Regions from separate parts of the Homo sapiens genome. Here region 1 is linked to region 2. The links are chromatin loops, found by intact Hi-C in ENCODE. Cell type or tissue: IMR-90. All regions are shown on one strand.

What was found. Hi-C counts contacts between places; a loop is a spot of excess contacts. Peaks named below come from ENCODE experiments on the same cell type or tissue, not always from the same donor. Only the 100,000 strongest peaks of a DNase experiment are listed, where the experiment ranks them.
Region 1: it touches region 2 in a loop (2.5-fold over the local background); 2 of 110 quality-filtered maps call a loop at or near these places.

What each region holds. Positions count from the first base shown.
Region 1 is chr7:31,847,045-31,855,044 of GRCh38, forward strand. PDE1C (phosphodiesterase 1C) reads right to left here. Exons shown (of 18, transcript NM_001191057.4): 8 at 3,597-3,697; 9 at 924-1,052. Among named protein-coding and RNA genes, the nearest start is that of PPP1R17, 160 kb to the left of the region's middle. In IMR-90, no CTCF peak of the experiment used is centred here; a DNase peak (open chromatin) is centred at 3,227.
Region 2 is chr7:31,763,004-31,771,003 of GRCh38, forward strand. The region is part of intron 17 of PDE1C (phosphodiesterase 1C); the gene reads right to left. Among named protein-coding and RNA genes, the nearest start is that of PPP1R17, 80 kb to the left of the region's middle. RefSeq lists an enhancer at 4,667-5,601. In IMR-90, a CTCF peak has its summit at 781; no DNase peak of the experiment used is centred here.

The DNA.
Region 1 (8,000 bases), 84 kb after region 2:
TCACAACGGATTCAGAGTTTTGTAAGGATTTAGATGATCTCTGCCTGCAGGGTTTGAAGTACCTTAACCTATATTTATAGCTACGATGATTTATTGGCTTGCTATATATGAGACAAAGTGTGCTAAGCATTTTAAAATGATTATGTCATTTATCATAATCTATCCCAACTGCAGAATAAATGTTACTATCTATTTTCAAGAAATTAAAATTTTAAAGATGTAAAGATATTGAGTCACTTCCCGAATGTCATACAGCTAGTAAGTGACTGAGTCCATATTCAAAACACAGGTATGTGCCTAAATCCAAACACACAATTTCTGTCATTCATGCAACAGAATTAAGTGTACATAATTTTTTTAAGTGTCCAATAATTTCCTTAGAAAATGTCAAAAGATTGATAAGAAGTCCAAATCAAATATAGGGTGAAAAACACATGTTATTAAATAAAAGATAAAATTCAGATTTAAGGAATTCAGATAAAAGCAACACAAGTTTCCTAAGGTTAAAAAAAAAAGCAAATATATCCAAAGTGTCCTCAGTTGAACACTGTTAGAAGTGATTTTTCAAACTTTCTTCTTTGAGAATTTTTAGGACAATATTGAATTATTTGACTCAAACTGGTTTCACTTCCCAATTCATCAATAAAAAGCAATGTAAAGATGGCAAAATAAAGTAGTTGGAACTTAATCATAACATTCCATAGCCTTTATTTATAAATATTTGAATATCTGTATAAAGAAAAAAGAGAAATAAGACATACATACATACACAAAGAGAGGGTGAGAGTGAGAGAAAGAAAGAGAGAGAAAGCAACACGAATCAACATTTTAAGCAAGGTGTTCTTTTCTCAAAAACAGCATACTTCATCCAACTTCAAAGTTCCTTCCCTGGCCTACAAATCTCTCTCTTTTCTCATCCTTACCTCCAGTCATCCTTTGAGAGGTTAATCAAAATATTCATTTCCTCGTCATCTTGCAGAAGGCGATAAGCTGCACTTAAATGGTGATTCTCCAGTACAGATCTGTCATTATACAGAATAGCTGGATCAGACCTGAACAGAAAGCCAAGCAAAATTCAGAATGTTAAACAGTTGTGATTTACTTGGGTAATTCTAACAGGCTAGAACGCACCACCACTTTTTTCCATGTTTAGAAATTATCTTTGTCCCCATGCCAGTTATATGAACCAAAAGCTCAACTAACACTACAAATCATCAATAGATGAATGTAGGGTATGTTATATCAGTACATGTGTGGGCAGGAAATATGTGACATCCAGCCTGAGAACTCTCTCAAAACTGTTTTACAACCAGATCTCAATTACCTATATTAGTTGCAAAGGTGTTTTTTTAAAAATATGGGTCATGTCAAACTTCTTTATATTTTCTGGAATGACATTTATTTTTATTTTTATTTTATTCAATGAATGCACTGGTTTATTTATTTTAGTTGTAATTTTCAGAACACATATCACCTGGTGGGTACTATCTGTAAGCTGCCTCTGATAGTGGCTTGATCTCAACATTTTTCCATGCAAAAGCCACATGTGGAAAATTGAGAATAAAGAATATAAAGATTATAATGTCAGTTTTTAGTTCCTATCTCAAAGACCATACTATAGCTGAATGTCACTAAACACACGACTGTATAATATTTTAAGATCTTAAATTTAATGAAAGCTTAGATTATTTGTTTCTCACCAAGGAAGCTGAGTTTCAGAGACTTAAAAAAACTTGTTAGAGCCCTTTGGTGGCCAAGTGGCAGGGCTGGGATGAAGGCAAGATCTTCTGACAGTTGGGCCAGTGCTTCCCCAAGATAACTTCCACCTGCCATTGGCCAAACTTTGGGCTGTATCTATCATACCTTGAAACTGTTAGGCTTAAAATTTTATTCATCAAAGGATTAAGGGCCTGGTCACAGACTTTGTTTTCTGAACAGGGATCACACAGGCTGAGAGGCTTTGGATAAAGTTCTGTTGAACAGGGCCAATGTTTAAATTTCATTCCAAACCAAGCTTAACTGAACACATTGGAATTTTCCCACTCCTATGGAGATAACGCAGAACATTCAAATCCCGAGGTGAAAGATCTGCTGTTACATCTGTTGAGTAAGTTAGATACCAACTGATGTATATTTCGTGACACTTTTCCACCTCCTGTAATAAAGCCATTCTCCTCTGTGTTGGGACTGGTTTTGATCCTCGTCTCCAGGCAAGACCCACATATGTTCAACCCACCTCTCTTCCTTGGGCAGGTGATATTCACCATGGTCTCTGTCCTCAGAGCAAAGGTTCCACCCACAGACATACATTAAACAGTGCTACTCTATGGAATTCCCTGTATTAAAGGGAATTCTGTTCCCTTGGAACACAACCACAAAAAGCTGCTTTTCTGTGGCTGAGACTAAGTGAGGAGGCAAGAAGGTGGAACTGAAGCAAGTAGCTGAAGTTCTTTTGTCTGCTTCCATTCAATTAAAATTCTCCTTCTGAACAGAGATCAGACAATATTGTCTTCTTTTGTGTATACTGTAATCAAGTGTTGAGTTCATTAAATACATGTAGATTGATTTAATGAACACAAACCTATCTAGAGTGTGCACCTGCTTTTTCAAGTGAAATCAGCAAGTATTTATTTGGTGTTAAACTCTCATCCCTCCCTGCTACATTCTTTCTCTTTGACTTACCACCTTTCCCCATACCCTAGCTCCTTTTGATTACTATGTCAAGGATAATGAACTAACTCTACTGTCAGACTCTCTCCAGTTCCACATCATTGTCTTAAGAGAGGGCAAGTTCTTAGGCTAGGAGAGGGCAAGGAAAGTTTTATCCTAAGTAGAAATGACAATTGACTGGTGCTATTGCCTGGAATTCTGTGCTGAGAGGAATACTCAGAATAAACCCACAGTTTAGTAAGAAAAAGTACCAAAATCAACTAACAGTATCTGTTACAGGTCAGGAGGTTCCGAGTGGGGCACTTGGACCCATATTTAATGTCTCCGACGGGAGGTTTGTGATTACCTGTGCAGTCCATTAGGAAGGATGCACAGGTTGCTCACGGTGAAAGTAGCCTACAGGAGACAAACTTACTCCCGGGGCCCTGTGCCAGGGAGTGGTGCAAGCACTAAACAGAGCAGATACGAAATCAGAGAGGATGAGAAGAGATCTCATCAGAATCTCAGAGATCAGAGGGTAAGATTGGTCAATGTTGTTAATGTCAACAAAAACACTCTAATCCTCACTGTCCTTATTCTTTTCCTTTATGTGTCATCTGGGCCTTTACGTAAACTGCCCCATTTCCTGTTAGAAGTAGGTCAAGTATGTACAGAACATACATAAACAAATAGCGAACATTAGAATAGAGAAGAAAAAGATATCTATATGAGATCTGAACAAAATAGGAGAATTAGGAGCAGATGGCTTCTTAAACTCTAAGTCTTGATTGAAGCTGATCAGACTGATCTCTCATTTAGAGGTTCATTGTTTCAGAAATTCAAAATAGGAAACCTATGCAAAAGAAAGGTGACTAACACCTTTCTGATTTCTAAAACTGTCTCTCTGACCCCTCTTGCCTCTCTTCCAAACATTTAAACACCCTCACCGAGTCTGAATGTGGAAATTGTTGGTGGTTCCGGTATGCTCGTAGTCATGGATGGCAGCTGAGAAGATTATAGCAAAGATCTCCAGCTCCGTCAGCCAGTTCTGAAAGGAGATTACAGAGCAATCAGATAATCTGTTTCTTTCTCAAAGTCTTCAGCTTGCTGACAACACACCCACAGTGCTGCCTTTCTACCCTGCAGCTGGTAAGCTATTGCCAAACACAAGTTTTCTGAGAGACAGAAATAAGTTATTTTCCTGTGAAGAGACTTGGAGACTTGTGATTTGTTAACAATGTGTTCAGCAAGGTTGAATAAGCTAAGTAGTAGTTTTATCTTTTTCAAGAAATCAAAGAGAATGAACATGAAGACTTGAAAAGCCCTCATTGCATCCTCCCCCAACTTCCAAATAAAGTTCCTAGGTAGACACACACACACACACACACACACACACACACACACACATAAAAAAATTAGAAATTTGAATGCAATACCAAGAATGAAGAGTAATAGAAAACCTAACGTCTGATTATAGGAGGATATCCACTAGGAAGTGGGTAGAGACAGATGGAAAAATACTGGCTTTCTGCTCTATGCATGCTGATGATGTTTGAAAGGACTTCTCCCCATCCACACCATCAACATTGGCTGTGGGTCAGTGGTTCACAAAATGTGTTCCTTGGACATGCAGATGGTGTCAGCTGGGAGCTTGTTAGAAATGCTGGCAAATTCTTCAGCCCCACCCCAATCTCACTGGATCAGAAACGCTAGGTTGTGGCCCAGCAATCTGTGCTTTACCAAGCCATCTAGATAGTTCTGATGCACACTAGAGTTTGAAAACTACTGCTGTGTTTCAAGCTTCCTTAACTGACTTCCATTTAACGGACTCTGTGGATTTACTTCCTATCGCTTCTGTAAACCATCCTGCCCCATGCTCACACGACAGAATATGCCTGACTCAGGCCACCTTCTCATATCCTTTGCTCACTTTTGCTACTAGTTAAATTCATGCCTACATGATTCAGTATGATTTATTCTAAACCACATTTTAATAAATTGTATTTGTTATTATAATTATGTAATTAAATATGACACAAACCAATAAAATATGGACACAAAATTGGAGTTGTTATTTCTGTAGAACCTAAGTTTAATGCTTTGGACAGTCACTAAAAGAACTGCTATCAAAATATGTGTGACAACTGTGAAAGAGCAGAACACATTTATAGAAAAGTTAGAGAGCTTCTGCACTCAGTTTGCTTCATGCACATCTTTAAGTTCCCACTTAACTTTAAAGAGATGAGACTAGAAATCTTAGATAGGGGCAGGGTTGATGTAAGACAAATGTGAGTATCCAAACTGGTGAACTCATAAAAGCCCTGTGGTCTGAATTAAAGATCAGTGCATAAAATAGATTCATATGATTTAAGTTAACGCAAAATGAGTTAAAATGAACATTTAAGTGTTTCTAATTTCCCACTTAAGCCATATCTTTCAATTAACTACTAATTTTGGAGAATTATTGCCTTCTTTAAAAATTGGTAAGGGGAAAATAAACAAATGACATAGAACTTATGAAAAATACTTCAGAGTGAGCATAAACATAACTCATGAAAAAATAAACCACTATACTTTTGAAAATGATTCCTAACAGAATCCAGCATGAAATGTCAGGAAGCTTTCTGGCATCTTCAATAATATACCTCAAAAACACAAATTGAGGTACACGGAACAGAAAGTCAAAGAGAAAACAGACTAAGATGAAAATCAACAAAATGAGATGAAAAAAAGATGGGCAAGATAAGGAAAGATTGCAAGAAAAATCAAAGCTGCAAAACCCCTTGTAAAGGCAGCAAAGAGCCTCCTCATCAGCCTCTTCATTGTCTCGGGGGGCCCCCCATGTGGCAGGCACTATGCTAGGTGCTTTTATATAGAAACTTATATAACTCTCACAGCTCTGTAATCATAGGTACTGTTGCTATCCCCACTTGACAGATAAGGAAACAAGCCAGGGGTAGGTGCAGGACTCACTCAAGGTCACACAGCCAGTCATCTGACAAGCCACACACCACGCCTGCAGAATTCTCACTCATAATCTTACATTGTATTTTCTTTGGATCATTGTTCATGTGTTTATTCAATTTTGCATAAAATTATATAGGCATAAATTTATATTGCACATTTTTCTTGATATTATCCATACATATATTACATATGCAGTTTTTTTTCCATTTTGGCATTGTCTTTCTTTTCTTCCCCAATATTTTGTCCCCACCCATCTGTCCCTGGTTCCCTCTACCTCCTCTCCCACATATATCTCTTATTCTAAGGTCACGTAAAGTTAATTTCACTTTTTAAAATAAGATTATGAATGGGAGACAGTGTAACATCTCAACGAATCCTAGTCACAGAACATCAGCCCAGGCAGCAGAAAGCATCTAAATAACAGTATAATTACAGTTCTCACATTACAACCATAGTGATGCTTCCCTCCTTACCCAAATAATTGAACAAAATCCTATCTTAGATATAACCTACTTCTATTAAACCAAAAACAATGAATGGTTAAACAGGCATTCAACAACAACAACAATAAAAAACAAAACCATTGTCTTTAAAACTCATTTTACCACCTTAGTTTTTCAACAAACGCCATGCATGCTTAGAATCAGTTATGCTGCTTTGGGGATAAGAAGAAAGAAAAGTAGTATCTGGGAGAAACAGCTTCACAGAGGAGAGATGTTTAAGATGGGCCTTGAAAATTTGACAGAGAAAGAAATGAAGGTGGGCATTTTCAGAAGAATGAACTAAATGAGCAAGTCCCAGCAGCAAAAGCATGTCCACCTCAGGTAAGAAAATGATGCCCTTGACTGGAGCGGGAGAGAAGGCTGATTGAGGCCCTATGAGGTCAGGCATTAGAAAACACAGTGAGCGAGGAATGTAAACCAGATTCAGCAGGCAGTGAAGTTCACACGCAAGAGAGTCATGCCATCAGCTCCCCACTTCAGGAAGGATATTTGGACAGGAGGAGAGAAGGGAGATAAAAAGCAGGGTTTTTTTGTTTTCGTTTTGTTTTTGTTTTTGTTTTTTTTTAAACAGGGTCTCACTCTGTTGTCCGGGCTGGAGTATAGTGGTGCAATCTTGGCTCACTGCAACCTCTGCCCCCAGGGCTCAAGCAAACCTCCCACCTCAGCCTCCCAAGTAAGGGCTGGGACCATAGGCACCCACTGCCATGCCCAGCTATTTTTTTTTTTTTTTTTTTGTATTTTTAGTAGAGATGGGAGTCTCACCATGTCGCCCAGGCTGGTCTCTAACTTCTGAGCTCAAGCAATCCACCAATCTGGGCCTCCCAAAATTCTGGGATTATAGGCGTGAGCAACTGTGCCTGGCTAAAAGCTGTATTTTTAGATTGAAAAGTTCATATAGGATGTACAGACAGTGTGGAGGTAGAAGCCATATGACTTAGCAATTATCTGAATTTTGGAAGTGGTAGGAGGACCAGATGAGGTTGCAGTTAAGGAGAACAATATGTTAGATGACCTCAACACTCCTAGCCTCACTGAGTGGCTAATAAACCCCTCAGGTGATATTAGATAGCATCATTAACAGAAACAGAGAAAGTGGGAGAAGCTATTTTGGAGGAAATTGAACTTCCTATTTTAATATACCTCAGATTTCCTTGCCTCTTCCAAATTAACTACTGTGAACCCAGAAGGTTTTATGTCAACCCATAAGAAGTCAGAAATTAAAGTCCCACTGGTATTTTATTCCAGAATTACCAATTGGTGGCAAGGTACAAGTCACAGATGCTATCAGTATTTTCCTATCTACAAAATATGAGTGTCACAACTAGTTCATTTGAAAGGATGCTTTGACAAGTGGTAATTGGGGACCTTGAGTTTTGCTGTGTATGACTCAAGAAAGCAAGCCACTTGTTCCCGCATATAGGGGCAGATGAGGAGACATGGGGTACAACAGAGCAGAGGAAACCTGAAGGGAAAGGACATGGCCAATTTCTCATTGTTAGAGGAGATACTACAAGCAAGTTGTGACTTTTCTATGTGAATGATAGAGTTTCTTTAGTAATCTGTTAGTTTTCCATGCTACCTTAACAAATGCTCAGTCTTGGAGGCTTAAAGAACACTTCCGGGCCTGGCGAGGTGCCTCATGCTTATAATCCCAGCACTTTGGGAGGCCAAGGTGGGTGGATCACCTGAGGTCAGGAGTTCAAGACCAGACTGGCAAACATTGTGAAACCCCATCTCTACTGAAAATACAAAAATCAGCCGGGTGTGCTGGCGGGTGCCTGTAATCTCAGCTACTCAGGAGGCTGAGGCAGGAGAATCACTTGAACCCAGGAGGCGGAGGTTGCAGTGAGCTGAGATCACACCACTGCACTCCAGCCTGGG
Region 2 (8,000 bases):
AGTACTGATGCCCAAGCCTTACCCCCAGGAGTCTCTGAAGTAATTGATCACCCTGGAGTGGAGCCCAAACATCAGTATGTTTGTAATGCCCAGTTATCCTAATGTGTGACCAGGCTTGAAAACCACTGGCTTTGGGACTGAGTCTGTTTTGAGAGCAACTTGGTTTATACTTAGCTTTAGAAGGATAATGGGGCGGCCAACCTGCTCCCTGTTCCTGTTGTCTGGGAATGCCCAACCCTCAGCCATGTGCTAAGATTGTAGAAACACAATTTAGCAAACTTAACCCATGGTATGAGAGAAAATTACTCTCTTACCATGGGCATTAGATGTAGTGTTGTCTAAGGTGATAATCTATTCTTAAACTAAGAATAGATCTAAGACAGGATCTTAGTGCTAAGGTCTGTGACAGGAAAATGAGCCCATGGAGAGGCTTTTGGGAGAGGTGGGTGGTCTTATGAAAAAAACCATGGGCTTGGGGCACGTCACAGAGCTAAGCTATTACTAGCTGTGAAATCCTAAGTAAATAATCTGTTCTAGCACTCAGGGTTTGGTTTTCTTTCTTCCTTTTTTAAAATGAGAATAGTAACTGCCTTCCATGGTTGTGGTGAGGATTTTAAAGGAAATATAAATGGGAATATGCATATGCAGTACCCATGTGCCATTGCACAGTACACAATGCCCAGAATGTTGTAGGTATTTGATATACAGCCATCATTGTTACACAGCACAGGAAGACAAAAGGTCATCATTGCTGCCTCGTGATAGCGCCCTCCCTGGTGGATCTTCTTATTACAATATAGAAAAGTCACATAATTCCCCACAGGATGGGTTTTATTACATGAAAGATCTCACCACACAATGAAGAGATTAACTTAATGAATTTATTTGTGAATATTTGGCAGAGAATACACCACTTTGATTCACAAAAGACCAGTTATTTAAAATCTGCATTTGTGAAAATATATATATTATGTATATATTATATATATTTTTATATATATATTTTATATACATATATTTCTATTCTGCTACCTGAGGAAGCCACTTTGCTGAAACTATGTGCCATTTTAAGCAAAGGAAAAATGGCTAGCCCACATTCTAAACCATTTAGGCAATGCAAAAATATAGTGGTTCATTCACTCACTTTGGTTTTGTTTTTGTTTTTAAGACGGAGTCTTGATCTGTTGCCCAAGCTGGAGTGCAGTGGCACAATCTCGGCTCACTGCAACCTCTCAGGTTTAAGTGATTCTCCTGCCTCAGACTCTGTAGTAGCCGGGATTACAGGTATGCAACATCACACCCAGATAATTTTTTGTATTTTTAGTAGAGATGGGGTTTCACCAGGTTGGCCAGGATGGTCTCAAACTCCTGACCGCGGTGATCCAAACACCTCAGCCTCACAAAGTACTGGGATTACAGACATGAGCCACCCTGCCCAGCCCATTCAATCACTTTGAGTAACACCTAACCTCAAGTACAAAGAGTGCTGGAAATCCCAGTGGGAAGTATGCCTTAGATAACCAACCAAGACGGAAGGAGTTCCAGTCCCTGAATTTTAATCTTGAAATCATTAGAAAACTGTCAAGGACACTTCTCATTCTTAAGACACGTTGCGTTTATTATGCCGAGTCATGGTAATTATTTGAGTCACTCATTGGAAGCCATTCCTGAGCCAGTGATTCCCTGGATTTTTTGGAGCTTCTTTGTGCCTTATTCCATAAATAACTCAATCCTGCCTATCAGCTTCCTGAGGATAGGTATGCAGTATATGCATCCCCAGAACTTAATCACAGTATTAACTGGTGGTGAGAAATATTTAATGAGTGAATAAACTACTCTACTTCACATTCAGTAACCTTCATAAATCTTCCATTTACTAAAGAATAAATGAATCACTTTGAATATACACAAGCTGGAAATGATGATTGGGATCTACAGATCCGAATATTTCTCTCTTTCTTCAGCGGTGTCTTGATATTTAGATTTTGCTGCCCATGTTTGCTTGAGAAGAATGTCAACAAGTTCCTTTCCTCTCAAGCTTTCAAGTTTGAGTCCTTGTTTTACACAAATGCTAAAATCTTAGCTCATTTCTACTGGTCTCATGATAATATGGGGAGGCACTGAGACATATTTTTTGAGCCTTCTTTCCCTGAACAAATAGGTGAAAGGGGAGGAGCAATTTAAATGAGGCTGGAAAAATCGGCTCTTTTTCAAACGATGGCTTCCTATCAAATGCCCTGTGACTTCATGATTTAATGCTAAGGATATAAAAATAGACTAAAAATGAACTCCCTCAAGGTGATGATCATCTTTAATTTTCTCATTTATAATGTGGTTATAAATTTTCTCATCATTAATGTGTTTCTTCGTTTTCATTTTGTTTGTCTTGGCATGATTCTAGTTGTTTCAATGGAGAATCATATTTTGGAGATAACGCAAGCTAAGTCTTTTGCTGTATTTTTCTTAACAACGTGTGCATTTTCCCACTTGTGCATGAGAAGATGGGAAATGTAAGGCTATTCAGAAGCTCCTATGTCCTTTGTTCACACTAACAGTGGCCAATTTCAGAAGAAGCCTATAAAGATACATTTCTTCAAGGTGATAGAGCTCCTGCATAACAAAGCTGGATCAAGTGGGATAGGCTTCAATCCAGTCCACAGTAAGTGACAACTGCCATCCTTCAATCAACTCAGGTAAAAGACAGTTGCAGAGAGAACACTTACCAGAGTCTTCACTTAAAAGATAGTGCAGGATCCCTCCCACACCCCAACAATGTGCTTGATATTGGTACATGGAGCTTGATCTCACTCCCAGGCAGAATACAAGTGTGAAAGAAAAGTGGTTACAGTGAGGACTATTTAGAATCAGTCTTTAACCATTGGCAATGACCTTCAGAGAAAAGAGCACAGGCCTGCCCCCTGCTAACTTTGGGTAAGCTATTCATCTCTTTGTGCCTTAGTTTCCTAATCTGTGAAATAGAAATAATAGTACCTCCCTTAGAGGGTTATTGTGAGGATTCAATGACATAATACATGTTAAGGACCTAATGTTGTCCTGATATTTGTAGATATGCAATAAATGTTAAAATATCTGTGGTTGGGCCCGGCGCGGTGGCTCATGCCTGTAATCTCAGCACTTTGGGAGGCTGAGGCAGGCAGATCACGAGGTCAGGAGATCGAGACCATCCTGGCTAACACAGTGAAACCCCGTCTCCACTAAAAATACAAAAAATTAGCCGGGTGTGGTGGCGGGCGACTGTAGTCCCAGCTACTCGGGAAGCTGAGGCAGGAGAATGGCGTGAACCTGGGAGGCGGAGCTTGCAGTGAGCCGAGATGGCGCCACTGCACTCCAGCCTGGGCGACAGAGCAAGACTGTGTCTCAAAAAAAAAAAAATCTTTAATATAAAATCATTTAAGCATACAGAAATGTATAAATAATGATATAATAAATACCCATACTCTCAATAAAGTTTAATAAAATCTTAATAATTTTTACATTTGCTTAAACATTTTTTGAAAGAAATTAACACAGATAGAATTAAGTTACCCGGCAGATCCTCTCTATGATACTTCACTCTCTTCCCTCTGGAAAAGCCATCCTCCAGAATTTGGTATTTATCATTGCTGCGCATTTATGTATGAAATTATTGCATTTGTATCCACAAAATATCTAATATTTCTGCATGTTTTGAAACAATATAAATTGTATTAGAAAGCATATATCTTGTTGCAACTTGCTTTACTTGCTCGACATTATGCTCAGCATTGTTTGTAATAGCAAAAAGTGGAAGACAACCATTAATAGGAGAATGATTATATGTCTTTTGGAATATTTGCATTATAAAATACTACACAAATGTTAAAGTGGATGAAGGTTTTCAAATAACTAGCTTTATATTTTGCATAGAATTTCTTTTACTATGCATTAGCAAACCTAATGTATGGCAAAAGTTTTTTTATGAAAAAACTTTTAATGAAAGTCTGTCTGTGGGTGCCATCTCTTAAAAACAAGATAGACCTGGATTTTTTCTTTCTTATCTAATCAAATAATCTCTATATTTTAAAAGCAAGTTGAAGCCACTTGCAATTATTGTTATTCCTGATATTTTTGGACTTATTTCTACTGTTTAATTTTGTTTTGTGTTTATCATTCTTTATTCTTTGCTTCTCTGTCTTCCTTTAGCCTTCTATTAAGTTGATACATTCTCTTCGTTTATTGTTGTTCATTTGTTGATTTAGGTGCCTGCTGATATGGTTTGGATCTGTGTCTCATCCCACATCTCATGTCCAGTTGTAAACTCCAATGTTGGAGGTAGGGCCTGGTGGGAGGTGATTTGATCATGGGGGTAGATTTCCCCCTGGTACTGTTCTCATGATATTGAGTGATTCCTCATGAGATCTGGTCATTTAAAAGTGTGCGGCACCTCCTCCTGTTTCCTGCTGCTCTGGCAATATGAAGTGCTGGCTCCCCCTTCACCTTCTGCCATGACTCTAAGTTTCCTGAGGCCTCCCCAGAAGAAGCCACTATGCTTCCTGTACAGCCTGAAGAACTGTGGGCCAATTAAACCTCTTTTCTTTATAAATTACTCAGTCTCAGGTAGTTCTTTATAGCAATGCAAGAAAAGACTAATACACTTGGCTTAGTCAGCTTGGGCTGCTATAACAAAGTACTGTGACTGAGTGGGTTACAAACAACAGAAATTTATTTCTTGCAGTTCTAGAGGCTGGAAGTCCAAGATGAGGTTTCCAGCACAGTTGGCTTCCAGGGAGGGCCCTCTTCCTCTTCCAGGTTGCAGACTGCTGACTTCTTGTTGTGCCCTCTTATGGTAAAAACAGACCAAGCTAGCTCTCTGGGGTCTCTTTCATAAGGTCGTTAATCCCATTTGTGAGGGCTCCATCCTCATGACCTGATTACCTCCCAAAGGCTCCACCTCCAAACATCATCACATTGTGTGGGGGTTCAGTCAGGATGGTGGGAAAAATTGTAAAATAAACCTTCTTGAAAGGCCAGAAGGTTTTAGCAAAAGCCTCAGGATAGAGTTATGGCTGAAGGCAGCCTAATCCTCTTTGAGCTATAGCAAGGGTAATTAACATTGGAATGTAGAGGAGTCTATCTAAATAGCTTGTTTAATCATGTGGTCCTAAGACTAACCTTTGCCATCAGCAGGTGCATGACTGCTTTCTACTTGGGGGGTTGGCAATGGTAATTACCTTCTAGTGGTGTTTACTTGAGACTTTTGTCATTTAATGTGTGCTGAATAAATGCTAAGAAGGCCAGTGAGTCGGGCCAGGCTGCGGTTGCCACTGTTTACAGCACTCTCCTTGGGGTCTGTAAGCGGCCCAGACTCTCAGCTGGACTGACAAGCATAATATCTGTGTCAGTGTATGTTATTCATCTGTTGTTGGATCAAGGTCTGTGGGACGGACCGCTGCAACATTGGGGATTGGATTTTAACATATGAATTTGGTGGGAACACAAATATTCAGTGAATAACAATGCTATTATGTTTCCATTATTTTACTGATGATCCTTTGTGTTAAAAAGTTACAAAAATTACGTAGTTCTGACCAAAGACAAGATAGATCTTAGCACTCCTTAGGTCCATATTGAAACATCCCGCCTTCCATCTATAGCTTCTCTTTCCTATTTTAACACAAAAGTCGGATGTTATTTTATGGTCACTAGTCACTCAAATTTACCAACATGTTTTAATTACTGATGTGCTCACCCCTAATTCCTGTGTCTCATACATTCCTTGTGGGTTCACTTTTCTTCTTGTTGACATACTTCCCTTAACACTTTTTTTTTTGAATGGAGTGGCCCAGGCTGTGGCCCAGGCTGGAGTTCAATGGTACAATCTCAGCTCACTCCAACCTCCGCCTCCCAGGTTCAAGCAATTCTCCTGCCTCAACTTCCTGAGTAGCCGGGACCACAGGCACGTGCCACCACGCCTGGCTAATTTTTGTATTTTTAGTAGAGATGGGGTTTTGTCACGTTGGCTAGGCTGGTCTTGAACTCCTGACCTCAGGTGATCTGCCCACCTCAGCCTCCCAAAGTGCTGAGATTATAGGTGTGAGCCATCGTGCCTGGCCTTAACACTTTTTTTAATGAAAGTCTGTCTGTGGGTGGTAAATTATCATTGTATACCTGAAAATGTTTTAATGTGCCTTCACTCATAAGCAATAATTTAGCTATTTTAACTATTACATATTGCTCTATTTTCCCTTAGCATATGGAAGATATTTTCTTCATTGTCTTCTGGCTTCTACTGTTACCAATGCAAATTTTGCTGTCAGTTGATTACTTGCAACTTCCCTGCACATAATCAGCTTCTCATAGCATTTAAGGTTTCCTCACCCTTGATGTAGCTTTAGGCAATGTCATTCAATGTCTTTAGGTATGAATTTGTTTTTGTTTAGTTATGGCACTGGAGATGTACTTTCCATCTAAGAATTTGAGTCTTTCTTTACTTCTGGGAAATTATTACCTCTTTGTTGAAATATTGCTTTCCCACAACTTTCTCCATATCCTGCTAAAATTTCTGAGAGAAGTAGTTTATGGCAATTTGTCTATCTTCCATGCTTTTAAATTTTTTATTGAGATATAATTCACAAACCATAAATTTTGCCCTTTTGAGGTATATATTTTGAGGGTTTTTTCCTATATTCATAATGTTTCACAACCATCACCACTGTTTAATTCCAGAATATTTTCATCACCCCTAAAAACAACCTCATATCCATGAGAAGTCACTCTCCACTCTCTTTTCTCCCCAGCCCGTGACAACCACTAATGTACTTTCTGTCTCTATGGATTAGCCCATTCTGGGTATTTTATGTAAATGGAATAATACAATATGTGACCTTTTGTGTCTGGCTTCTTTTACTTAGCAAAACGTTCTCTAGGTTCATCCATGTTGTAAAATGTATGAGTACTTCATTTAAGTCACTCTATGATTAACTTTTTGAAAAACAGCCAAACTGTGTTCTAAAGTGGCTGCACCATTTTACATTCCCACCAGCAACATGTGAGGGTGCTAATTTCACCACATCTTCACCATCACTTGTTATTTCATTTGTTTTATTATTATTATAGCATCCTAGTGCATGTGAAGTGGTATATCACTGTGGTTTTGATTTGTATTTCCTTAATGACTAATAATGTTGAATATCTTTTTCATATGTCATTTGTATATCTTCTTTGGAGAAATGTTTGTTCAAATCCTTGCCACTTTTTAATTGGGTCGTCTTTTTATTGTTGAGTTGTAAGGATTCTTTACATATTCTGGATACAAGATCCTCATCAGATATGTGATTCTCAAATATTTTCTCTCTGTGGATTGTCTTTCCACGTTCTTGATAGTGGTTTCCAAAGCACAAAAGTTTTTTATTTTAATGAAGCCCAATTACCTAATTTTTTCTTGGTTGTTTGCACGTTGTTATGTTTAAGAAACCACTGCCAAATCCAAGGTCATGAAGATTTACCTCTATGTTTTCTTCTTTTTTATTTTATTTTTTTTCTTTTCTGAGACGGAGTCTCGCTCTGTTGCCCAGGCTGGGGTGCAGTGACATGATCTTGGCTCACTGCAACCTCCACCTCCTTGGTTCAAGTGTTTCTCCTGCCTCAGCCTCCCAAGTAGTGGGATTACAGGCACCCATCACCATGCCCGGCTAATTTTTGTATTTTAGTAGAGATGGGGTTTCACTATGTAGGTCAAGTTGGTCTTGAACTCCTGACCTCAAATGATCCACCCGCCTTGGCCTCCAAAAGTGCATGAGCCACCAAGCCCAGCCGTTTCCTTCTAAGATTTTTATGGTTCATGATCTTTCATTTTTTTGATATGGTTCCCTCTCCATGCTATATTTGGTGTAAAGTCTTCAGGACTATCCTCCAACATTAATTAACTTTTCCACTGTGTTCTACCTTGAACTTATACTATCAACTGATAGTTTTCTCTTTTTTAAAATTGCAATGACTATATGTTTGCTTCCTTTTTTTAA